4 separate regions of the Homo sapiens genome follow, and all the other regions are linked to region 4. A link is a contact called in ENCODE Hi-C or POLR2A ChIA-PET data. All regions are on one chromosome and are shown on one strand. The core of a region is the stretch at or near the end of the contact, and the rest is flanking DNA. Distances in the headings are between cores, read along the strand shown.

What was found. Hi-C counts contacts between places; a loop is a spot of excess contacts on that map. ChIA-PET counts read pairs that join two places held with the same protein, here RNA polymerase II (POLR2A). Pooled maps may share reads with other maps.
Region 1: a pooled map shows a loop between it and region 4 (5-fold over the local background). The contact joins the enhancer-like site here to the promoter of CDKN1B in region 4. A Hi-C loop is called at or near these places in 1 of 168 maps with a recorded cell type or tissue (OCI-LY7), 1 of 37 single-sample maps with no recorded cell type and 3 of 50 pooled maps.
Region 2: a pooled map shows a loop between it and region 4 (6-fold over the local background). The contact joins the enhancer-like site here to the promoter of CDKN1B in region 4. A Hi-C loop is called at or near these places in 2 of 168 maps with a recorded cell type or tissue (IMR-90 and OCI-LY7), 1 of 37 single-sample maps with no recorded cell type and 5 of 50 pooled maps.
Region 3: a map with no recorded cell type shows a loop between it and region 4 (9-fold over the local background). The contact joins the enhancer-like site here to the promoter of CDKN1B in region 4. A Hi-C loop is called at or near these places in 4 of 168 maps with a recorded cell type or tissue (CD4-positive, alpha-beta memory T cell, CD8-positive, alpha-beta T cell, GM12878 and 1 more), 7 of 37 single-sample maps with no recorded cell type and 16 of 50 pooled maps. POLR2A ChIA-PET finds 5 or more read pairs at or near these places in 4 of 52 experiments (activated CD4-positive, alpha-beta memory T cell, activated T-cell, activated naive CD4-positive, alpha-beta T cell and 1 more).

Annotation. Positions count from the first base shown.
Region 1 is chr12:14,613,696-14,616,395 of GRCh38, forward strand. GUCY2C (guanylate cyclase 2C) reads right to left here. Exons shown (of 27, transcript NM_004963.4): 26 at 1,172-1,248. PLBD1-AS1 (PLBD1 antisense RNA 1) reads left to right here. Exons shown (of 6, transcript NR_120465.1): 4 at 827-875. Among named protein-coding and RNA genes, the nearest start is that of PLBD1, 47 kb to the left of the region's middle. RefSeq lists enhancers at 194-243, 254-353, 374-623 and a silencer at 1,156-1,205. Within about 2 kb of position 1,261, at least 7 of the 41 ENCODE cell types and tissues checked have a DNase peak (open chromatin) inside an H3K27ac peak, as active enhancers do; they include OCI-LY7, where a contact is called at or near this core.
Region 2 is chr12:14,155,916-14,158,615 of GRCh38, forward strand. No RefSeq gene overlaps it. Among named protein-coding and RNA genes, the nearest start is that of GRIN2B, 180 kb to the left of the region's middle. Within about 2 kb of position 1,361, at least 2 of the 41 ENCODE cell types and tissues checked have a DNase peak (open chromatin) inside an H3K27ac peak, as active enhancers do; they include OCI-LY7, where a contact is called at or near this core.
Region 3 is chr12:14,389,690-14,392,389 of GRCh38, forward strand. All of the region lies in intron 1 of ATF7IP (activating transcription factor 7 interacting protein), which reads left to right. Among named protein-coding and RNA genes, the nearest start is that of ATF7IP, 25 kb to the left of the region's middle. Within about 2 kb of position 1,327, at least 2 of the 41 ENCODE cell types and tissues checked have a DNase peak (open chromatin) inside an H3K27ac peak, as active enhancers do; they include CD8-positive, alpha-beta T cell, where a contact is called at or near this core.
Region 4 is chr12:12,715,856-12,718,617 of GRCh38, forward strand. It overlaps CDKN1B (cyclin dependent kinase inhibitor 1B), which reads left to right and starts at 1,513. Exons shown (of 3, transcript NM_004064.5): 1 at 1,513-2,459. The coding sequence starts at 1,985. It also overlaps a transcript of GPR19 not described here. RefSeq lists silencers at 897-1,466, 1,891-2,079 and enhancers at 1,487-1,536, 1,617-1,716.

The DNA of each region.
Region 1 (2,700 bases), core at 11-2,510, 1.9 Mb after region 4:
CACGAGTTTAGAATGGACCTGGAACACTCCAAGTAAGGAGCCAGGTTTCTCATGCCCCAGGGAAGATTTGGGTTGTTTTGGCTTTTCTAGAAGGTTGCCATCTCTCTGGGTCTGACATCTAGGCCTCTGCAAGACAGAGTTTCTCAACCATAGCAAAAGCCAAGGAAATGGCCATATGGCTGCAGTAACATGTATTGACAGGCAACTGGGTGACAGCTTGAGTCACCTTTAGGAGAAGTGAAACCTGTCAGTTAACCCTGAAACTTTGTCTTCCTCATCTCAGGGAGAACACAGACTTCATGTTAAGACCCAGAACCGCAGTCTTGGGGTTGGGGCAGGTCCTGTTTTCATCAGGCAACTCAACAGAAAGATGAAGACAGGAGTGGAATGCAGAGAGCCTCTTTGCCCCCAGTATGCTCCACTCTTGTCAGAACAAGACATGCATGAAGTGAACTCTAAAGTGTCTTCTGTTCTCCCGAGCAAGCCTGGAACACAACGCTAGCTTTGCCATGCTTTATTGCAGGGCAATATAGTCAGTTTTTCAGCAAGAACAAGATGATGACTGGTACAGTCTAAGAAAGTGGACAGAATAGGTAGAAGCTCATACCCAGACTCAGGAAACTTTTAACTCATTCTTGTCTAATATATAGTATATTTTCTGCATAAACTATAAGTTAAGTATACTTTAATGCAGATAAGGCATTTAAAACATAATTTTGACAGTTAAAAATATCATGAATACAGAGCCAGTAAATAAAATGAAATAAATGAAATAACAAAATCTCCTCAAGTTCTAAATAGTCTGTTCATTCTTCCTCTTTTCCAGGTGGAAGCTCCCTCTTGGGATAAAGGATCCACAGTGGAAAAAAAAAAAGGTAGTTTTATACTGAGCCCCCACATCTGATTCAGGGAAGCAAGTCTGTGTTCCAGACAGGGAAGCCAAGGCTAAATACTTTTCTGTTTCATTGAGGTCTCAGGAAAATGCAGGGTTTCAGGATAATCCCCTTCTTGCAGTCTAGGAAGGGAGGTTTCTAAACCTTCTCATGTATAGTCCCTTACTTCTTATGCAATATATGCCACTTGTAAGGCATTTGCCAATTTAAATTGGCTGTAACTAACAAAGCCAAGATCTCTAATTTCCTCCCTGTCCCTGCCACACCCAGAAGCTTACACAGTAGGAGGGGTTGGCAGGTTGAATTTCTGGTCCTTCATCCCAGTCAGCCAGTAGGTAGTCTCATTTCCTCTTCCCTGGTAAGACAAAAGAGTTACGTACCACGGAGTCCAAGGAGTCAGTTCAGTTGTAGACCACTGTTTCCATAATGATCTGTTTCTGTGACATGTTTCACTTCCGCATTTCTCATCAGTGCCAATATTTAAGCACATCACACATTCCTGTTATGATTTGCATTATCTCTAGACAGATTTTTATTTCCAAGTGCCTTTTTAAAAATAAGTTTCTCATTCAGCAGACATCCTTTTCTCAAAGTAGAGTTTTCTTTTTTTTCCCCAAAAGACATTTTAAAATATCACTCTAGCAACATCACAAGAACTCTAACTTAAAAAGGAAGAAAATTCATCTACAATTCTGCTACGTCAACAAATCCAACTGGTTGTCATTGTCCATATTTCCTTCTAGCCCTTTTTGCAATAAAGTTTTGCTACAAAACTTTTGCTACAGTTTCCCTATCTTATTACAAACACATGTACATCACAATTAAGAACTCATTAAGTGGCATTTCTGGGGCCCATCTGGAGGCTACGGAATGTATGGAAATTTACTGGAATACTGGAAACCCTGTTTTTGCTAAAGCTGGTATTTGAAAAAGAGATACAAAATACATATGGCCCAAACACAGCCAGTGAACCACTATTTTTAAAAAATGAGTTTAATAATATATATCTATAATATATATCAATAATTTAAAAATGAGTGATTGATATATATATATATATAATTGATATATATTGTTAAACTCATTTAAAAAAGTAGTGGTTCACTGGCTGTGTTTGGACCATAGCAATCCATAAACTGGTTCTATTTTGGGGTAAGTGTTCTTTGTAAAAAATGTACTTATGGAGGACTCAAAAAGCAAGTGTGATGTTAGGACACTTTTACGTAAAAGGAGACTTTTCCAAGGTGCAATCCAAATGTAAAGGCCAGAAGCATTATGGCTACCGGAGACAGGTAACTTACAGTTAATAGCTGGCTTTGCCAGTTGTGAAAAGATTCCAATAACTTTGGAAAAGCAGCCTGAGAAGCATTTGGAGACAACTGATGGCTATGGAGGGCAGCTGTTTTAAATGTGAGGAACTGCATGAAGAATCTGGAATAGCGATTCTCAAATATTAGTGTGGTCACAAACACATTATCTTGTTAAAAATATAGATTTCTGATCTACGCCCACAGAGAATCTTGCATAGTAGGCCTGGTAGAGTGTCCACACATCTGCATTTTAACAAGCTTCCAGATGAGGAAGAGGAGGAGAATGGGGCCACACCTTGTCATTCACTCCTTGTGATTCTAGAGCTTCCGAATAGTAAAGCAACTGGCAAGAGAGGTGACCTCAGATCATAGCAGCAGTGTGTAGTAAGAGTAGGGAAGTAAGTGGGGGGACAAGGGTTTTGATTCAAATTAAATAAGTCCTGGACCAGACTGTATGTAGCTCTTGTGTTTGGAGGAGGAACTGGATACAAAACCTG
Region 2 (2,700 bases), core at 111-2,610, 1.4 Mb after region 4:
AAGAAAAGTAGATCATTACACCAAAGGACACATGCACTGGTATGTTCATCACTGTGCTATTCACAATAGCAAAGACATGGAATCAACCTAGGTGCCCATCAATGGTGGATCAGATAAAGAAAATGTGGTACATATACACCATGGAATGAATACTACACAGCCATGAAAAAGAATGAAATCATGTCCTTTGCAGCAACATGGTTGGAGCTGGAGGTCATTATCCTGAGTGAATTAATGCAGGAACAGAAAACCAAATACCACTTGTTCTCACTTATTGGTGGGAACTAAACATTGAGCACACACGGACAAACATGGACACTGTGGACTACTAGAGAGGGGAGGCAAGGGAAGAGTGGTGTGTGAGTTGAAAAACTACCTATTGGCTACTATGCTCACAACCTGGGTTCAAACCTGCACATGCACCCTCCACATTTAAAATAAAAGTTAAAATTTAAAAATTAAATAATGCAAACATATAGGAAGAAGGAGGAGGAGGAGGAAGAGGAAGAAGAGGAGGAGGAAGAGGAGGAAGAAAAAGAAGGAGAAGGAGGAGGAGGAGGAGAAGAAGCCACCGCCTAAGGCCACTGGGCTTGCTGACCTGCCCCAGAGCAAGAGAAGGAGCACCAAGGAGCAGGACTCAGGGGTATAGCTCGATGGGGGAGGGGCACAGATGATTCCCTTGGGTCTCTGTTTCCTGAGGCATGCAGAAGATGGATTCTACAATTTGCTGCAGACCCTCAGTAGGGAACCTTGGAGGACAGATGTCCTCAATACCAATGCCAACAGAGCACCTGGGATGGAGCCTTATCAGGAGCATCTAAAGTCATTCCCAGTACTACCAGTGGCAAACCACTACCCTTCAAGCAACCAGCCAGACAGTGAGAATGATTAAAAGAAACGTGGGGAGGTGCCACCATCTGCATCCCTCAGCCTTGTTCCTGACTCAGTCTCAGGGAGGTAAGCAATGGAGGAAGGAGGGAGATGGAAAGAGCAGGTGATGACAGCCACCCTGTTGACCTAAAGAAAGAAATAAAGGCACAATTAACATAGAGAGTTTATTTGCGCCAAGGTTGAGGATGGCTACCTGGGACACACATTTAAGCTGCCTTGAGGAGTGCTTCTATTTAGTCTTTGTTACAAGCAGGTTTTTAAAGGCAAAAGGGGAGAAGGAGTGGGCAGATACAAAGTTGTTAGACAGGAATTCTCACTGATTTATGGAATTAACATTGGTTAGTGATTGGCTTTACGTTGTTGAACTACAGTGTATGAGTTATGATGTCCAGTGCAATGCATTTTATGGCTACTTGGCATCAGTTACTCTAGAGCCCACAGAGCAGGTGGCTTTAAGATGAAATGATTTAGCTCAAAGGGAAGTGAAACATGACTGCTGTCACACACTGTCACAATTCAATGCTTCACTGGGCCTGATAATTAAAGAGGGTTCACTCCCTTCCTCTAGGCCCCTGAAACCTGAACTGGAGAGAGGAGTGAGAGAGCTTTGAATTAAGCATCAGACAGATGTTTGTTATGATTTGAATGTATGCATCCCTCCAAAATTCATATGTTAGCAGCTAATACACAAGGTGATGGTATTAGAAAGTGGGGCCATCGGAGGGTGATTAAGTCATAAGGACTTCACCTTTATGAATGAGATTTTGTGCTTACAAAAGGGCTTGAGGAAGTGAGTTTGCCCCTTCTTCTCTTCTGCTATGTGAGGACATAGAGTTTGTCCTCATCAAAAGATGCAGCAACAGGGCACCATCTTGAAAGCAGAGAGAGAAATTTTACCAGACATCAAATCTGAGAGATTTGTTTGGTGTTACGTATAGATGATGTCTGGTAATTAATGAGACAACAGAATGTTGTAGGATTTGCTGTCTTGGCTACTGTAACTCATACTACACATCTACAAGACTGTTGTTTAAATAAAATGTAGATAATTAATTCTCAATTTGCTTATAAACTGAGTAATGTTGTACTATAATGTGAACCCAAGAACATGTTGGAAAACATCCACTGAAAAATATATAACACTAAGAAAATTGCTGTGATAACAAACCTACAATTCTGGCCAAATAGAGCAGATATGTTGTTATTTGTGGTAAATCTAATAAAGCAGGTTATTTGAGCTTATTTGTGTTGCTACTGTAGAAAGTAGAATCTCCACTCTCTCAAAAATGTTTAACCAGTATATACAAAGTAATTCGTCACCAAAAGCAACTGTCTTATTTTAATATTCAAATTTTCTGCTTGTTTCTCCTTTACTAAATTTAAAACTCTTTATTGAATACATTCTCAGAGCAATTCTACTTTCTACCAAATCTGCCAGCAACTTGGTCTTGGACTTCCCAGCCTCCAGAACTGCGAAAAATATATTTCTTTTTCCGTTTTTCTTTTTTCTTCTTTCTTTTTTGAGATGGAGTCTTGCTCTGTCAGCAAGCTGGAGTGCAGTGGCGTGATCTCGGCTCACTGCAACCTCCACCTCCTGGGTTCAAGCGATTCTCCTGCCTCAGCTTCCCGAATAACTGGGACTACAGGCACGTGACACTATCCCCAGCTAATTTGTGTATTTTTTAGTAGAGATGGGGTTTCACCATGTTGGCCAGGATGGCCTCAATCTCTTGACCTTGTGATCTGCCTGCCTCTGCCTCCCAAAGTGCTGCGATTACAGGCATGAGCCACTGCGCCTGCCCATATTTC
Region 3 (2,700 bases), core at 77-2,576, 1.7 Mb after region 4:
CGATCTCGGCTCACCGCAACCTCTGCCTCCCAGGTTCAAGCAATTCTCCTGCCTCAGCCTCCCGAGTAGCTGGGTTTACAGGCATGCACCACCACGCCCGGCTAATTTTGTATTTTTAGTAGAGACTGGGTTTCTCCATGTTGAGGCTGGTCTTGAACTCCTGACCTTAGGTGATCCGCCCGCCTCGGCCTCCCAAAGTGCTGGGATTACAGGCGTGAGCCACCGCCCCCAGCCCCATTTCTCTAATTGTTAACATTTAAAGTTGTCAGATTTTACCTAAAAATCTAGATGTCTTGCCTCTTGAAAAGCAAACAACATTTTTGCTTGAGGATAGCAATCTACAATTGAGTATAGATGCTGTCTCCTTCAGATAGGGCCTTCTCTTGCCCACCTCTGGTCCTCTTCACTGAATCACGTTACCTGCGTGGCCTTGGAAGACAGTTCCTTTTAAAGACCTATCCTACGTATTTGATAGTTTATTGGCAGCCTTAAATATCTAAAATATAACTTCTAACCCAAAAGAAAGTAAACATAAGTAAAATTTAGCCTACTTTACTTGGTAGGAGAGACTTAGAATATATAAAGTCAGTTTACTCTTTAGAAGATATGGCACCTTTTGTAACCTTTCACTTTGTCCTAATTTTATATAGAGTGCCATGGGAGCCAAATGAAGGAGATCCAATGGCATAACAACAAGTAACGATTGAAAGTGAAGAGATTAAAGAAATACTAATTAGAAACATCTAAGTACCTTGAGATCTTTTATGTGATAATCAGTTCTGTTTTCTTTAAATGTTACCGCTGTGTTAAAGGACATCACTATCAACTTGATGTTCTTAATGGTGATACTGAATAAGAAAAAGTTAAAGTGTATTCAAGCTATGCAGTTTACTGAACAGATAAATGAAATAACATTTTATAAAAGATTTTTGCTCAAATTAGTTGAGCTAAGAAGTTTATCACTGAAAATAATGAGTAAATTTCCTAATAGAATGTTTTCTTAACCGTACACTAGATTAGATAATGGCCGTTAGGCCATTACAAACTTTATTTTTGTTGAAAACTTACATCTATTTACATTTATTAATTTAACATTTACAGTGTCTATGTGAAGACTACCTTGATGATGCATGAAACATGATAATTTATAATCTTGATCTGACTTAAATTTGAATTCCACATTTCCCAGAGTGAAAGCCAGCTTGTTAACATTCAAATAATACCACGACATTGGTAACTCTAAGGAAGTGCTAAAAGAATGTTATGCCTTTTTGGAAAATGGTTTTCTAGTTAGAGTTCAACTTTAGAGAAAATTGAAAAAGTGATTAACTTGCACAGGAAACAGTGACTCCCCTGCTTTACTGCTCTTCACACTTTGAAAAGAGAAAGTGATTTGAGAGAAAGCCTAATGTCTATTCAAATAAGTGATTGTTTTTTAATTGCTCAGGTTAGAACTCTCACAAAGAGTTCTCTGTTGGTGATATGTAACAGTCTGTTATTAGTCATTAATATGTGAATATGGAAATTGTGAAAACAGCACAAATTGATTTAGCAAATCTTCATCAGTTTAGTGAAAGAGGGACCTTAACACTGGAGAGAGGTCTGAGGAGTTGCTTCTGCATCTGCCTGAGGGAATCTTGTCTTTCCTTCTGAAGTAAGGCAGATACAGCTAGCCAACTGCCAGTAGAACTATCTGACTCGTGTATCCCTTTGTTGGATATAGAAATACCTGTACCATGGCATACATAGTGGAAAACATTAGTATAGAAGTTAGGAAAAGATTACTTCTGCTCTCGTACTGTTATTAAGTAATTGTGTAGTTTTGGATAAATATTTAACCTCTTTGTGTTATCCCTGATCATTAAATGAGATGGGTCGTTGGAAGAACACCAACTTTGAGTCAAACAGAGTCAGGGTGAATCCATGTTCTTCCTCTCATTAGTTATAGGTTATATGAAAAATGGATATATAGTGCTCAAAGTACAGTACCTATTTATGATTATGTGTTCAGTAAGTCTTAGGTATTTTGTTTGTTTGTTTGTTTGTTTTGAGACAGAGTTTTGCTCTTGTTGCCCAAGCTGGAGTGCAATGGTGCTATCTCAGCTCACTTCAACCTCCGCCTCCCAGGTTCAAGCGGTCTTCCTGCCTCAGCCTCCTGAGTAGCTGGGATTATAGGCGTGCGCCACCATGCCTGGCTAATTTTGTATTTTTAGTAGACACGGGGTTTCACCATGTTGGCCAGGTTGGTCTCGAACTCCTGACCTCAAGTGATCTGCCTGCCTCGGCCTCCAAAAGTGCTGGGATTACAGGTGTGAGCCACCATGCCTGGCCAAGTCTTAGGTATTTTTATGGAATGAGGCAAGTTACTTATTTTCAGAACCTCAGTTTTTCTTGTTTTTAAAATGGGAATAATGTTTATCATAAAGAACTAATATTGGGGTTTAAATGAGGATAACAAATATAAAGTCAAGTGAAGTGTAGCACAAATTAAATATTGGTTGCATTTGTTTCACAAGACTCCCTTTAGCACAGATCTTTTTTTTTTCTTTTTTTTCTTTTAAAAATCATCATTTCAGGAAGAATGGAGTTGGGAGAAATCTGGTCTACTGGGTAGTTTAGAAAAGGATCTTTAGGGAGAGGGCGTATTTAGGGGCCTGGCTGATTTACAGTAAAAATGTCACAGAGCAGGGTCTTTAGAAT
Region 4 (2,762 bases), core at 263-2,762:
TGTCACATTCTGGAGCGTATGAGATGAGGTAGGCACACAAAGTGGACAAGATGTGGCTAAGAAAACAAGCTACACATCAAGCTCATCTGTAGCATAGGTGCTTAAGAAAACTTTGCTGCTGTGTAATATTAGAACGGAAGGTTGGTTTCCAGTAAAATGCATTAACTTTGGCTCAAACCAAGATGATGGGTACCGGGCATGGGGGTGGGGAGGCAGTTGAAGATCCACTGAGCTTTGTCTCAGGGCAGCCCTGCTCATCGTCCTACTTTACCTTCCACCACGGTGCTCAAGCCCACACTGAGAGAGAAATTTCCAGCTGCAAAAGGGAGAAGAGAAACGCTGGAATACTAGTATCGGACGTTAGGACATGGTTGTGGTGTTTTAAAAATCATTTCATCATCTGGAGTTTGACCCCGAGGGGAGTATTTTCACCCTTCAGCCCTCTGAAAGCATTCACTAGCATCTGAATATTGTTCTGAGTTTGTTGGAGCAGTGAAATCTGGTGAGAGAGAAGGGTGGAGGAAGGAAGGAGCTGTTGTATTTGGCGGCTGGACTCAGGTAGAGGAAACTGCTACAATCCCGGGAAAGAACAGAAAAGTAGAAAGGGACGAGTTCCCACACGCAGCCAATGTCCATGGCCTTAACTGTGCTTGGGAAGGAAGATCCTGGGCCAGGGGTGTACCCTCGTTTTTCAAAACTAAACGTGTCTGAGACAGCTACAAAGTTTATTAAGGGACTTGAGAGACTAGAGTTTTTTGTTTTTTTTTTTTAATCTTGAGTTCCTTTCTTATTTTCATTGAGGGAGAGCTTGAGTTCATGATAAGTGCCGCGTCTACTCCTGGCTAATTTCTAAAAGAAAGACGTTCGCTTTGGCTTCTTCCCTAGGCCCCCAGCCTCCCCAGGGATGGCAGAAACTTCTGGGTTAAGGCTGAGCGAACCATTGCCCACTGCCTCCACCAGCCCCCAGCAAAGGCACGCCGGCGGGGGGGCGCCCAGCCCCCCCAGCAAACGCTCCGCGGCCTCCCCCGCAGACCACGAGGTGGGGGCCGCTGGGGAGGGCCGAGCTGGGGGCAGCTCGCCACCCCGGCTCCTAGCGAGCTGCCGGCGACCTTCGCGGTCCTCTGGTCCAGGTCCCGGCTTCCCGGGCGAGGAGCGGGAGGGAGGTCGGGGCTTAGGCGCCGCGGCGAACCCGCCAACGCAGCGCCGGGCCCCGAACCTCAGGCCCCGCCCCAGGTTCCCGGCCGTTTGGCTAGTTTGTTTGTCTTAATTTTAATTTCTCCGAGGCCAGCCAGAGCAGGTTTGTTGGCAGCAGTACCCCTCCAGCAGTCACGCGACCAGCCAATCTCCCGGCGGCGCTCGGGGAGGCGGCGCGCTCGGGAACGAGGGGAGGTGGCGGAACCGCGCCGGGGCCACCTTAAGGCCGCGCTCGCCAGCCTCGGCGGGGCGGCTCCCGCCGCCGCAACCAATGGATCTCCTCCTCTGTTTAAATAGACTCGCCGTGTCAATCATTTTCTTCTTCGTCAGCCTCCCTTCCACCGCCATATTGGGCCACTAAAAAAAGGGGGCTCGTCTTTTCGGGGTGTTTTTCTCCCCCTCCCCTGTCCCCGCTTGCTCACGGCTCTGCGACTCCGACGCCGGCAAGGTTTGGAGAGCGGCTGGGTTCGCGGGACCCGCGGGCTTGCACCCGCCCAGACTCGGACGGGCTTTGCCACCCTCTCCGCTTGCCTGGTCCCCTCTCCTCTCCGCCCTCCCGCTCGCCAGTCCATTTGATCAGCGGAGACTCGGCGGCCGGGCCGGGGCTTCCCCGCAGCCCCTGCGCGCTCCTAGAGCTCGGGCCGTGGCTCGTCGGGGTCTGTGTCTTTTGGCTCCGAGGGCAGTCGCTGGGCTTCCGAGAGGGGTTCGGGCTGCGTAGGGGCGCTTTGTTTTGTTCGGTTTTGTTTTTTTGAGAGTGCGAGAGAGGCGGTCGTGCAGACCCGGGAGAAAGATGTCAAACGTGCGAGTGTCTAACGGGAGCCCTAGCCTGGAGCGGATGGACGCCAGGCAGGCGGAGCACCCCAAGCCCTCGGCCTGCAGGAACCTCTTCGGCCCGGTGGACCACGAAGAGTTAACCCGGGACTTGGAGAAGCACTGCAGAGACATGGAAGAGGCGAGCCAGCGCAAGTGGAATTTCGATTTTCAGAATCACAAACCCCTAGAGGGCAAGTACGAGTGGCAAGAGGTGGAGAAGGGCAGCTTGCCCGAGTTCTACTACAGACCCCCGCGGCCCCCCAAAGGTGCCTGCAAGGTGCCGGCGCAGGAGAGCCAGGATGTCAGCGGGAGCCGCCCGGCGGCGCCTTTAATTGGGGCTCCGGCTAACTCTGAGGACACGCATTTGGTGGACCCAAAGACTGATCCGTCGGACAGCCAGACGGGGTTAGCGGAGCAATGCGCAGGAATAAGGAAGCGACCTGCAACCGACGGTAATGACCCTTTCCCAACCATAGAATGTGTTTGGGGCCCCGCTTTGCCTGCTGGAGGGTGTTAACCTTAGCTTGCTTTTCGGCGTATTCTGATTTAGCTTTGGGAGAGCTAACTTTATTGGTCTTAGGTGTTCAGTGCTACCTGGCCCACTGCTTGTCTGTTTGTGACTTTTAAGTCAGAAACTGGAGATGGTAAGATCCGATAATTTCCCTAACTTAATACATCGCGGTCCCTCTCACTAGCAACTCCTAGGTATGTGACAAAGTTGGGATGTTTATCAACGGTCCGCCTCCTGGCTAGGG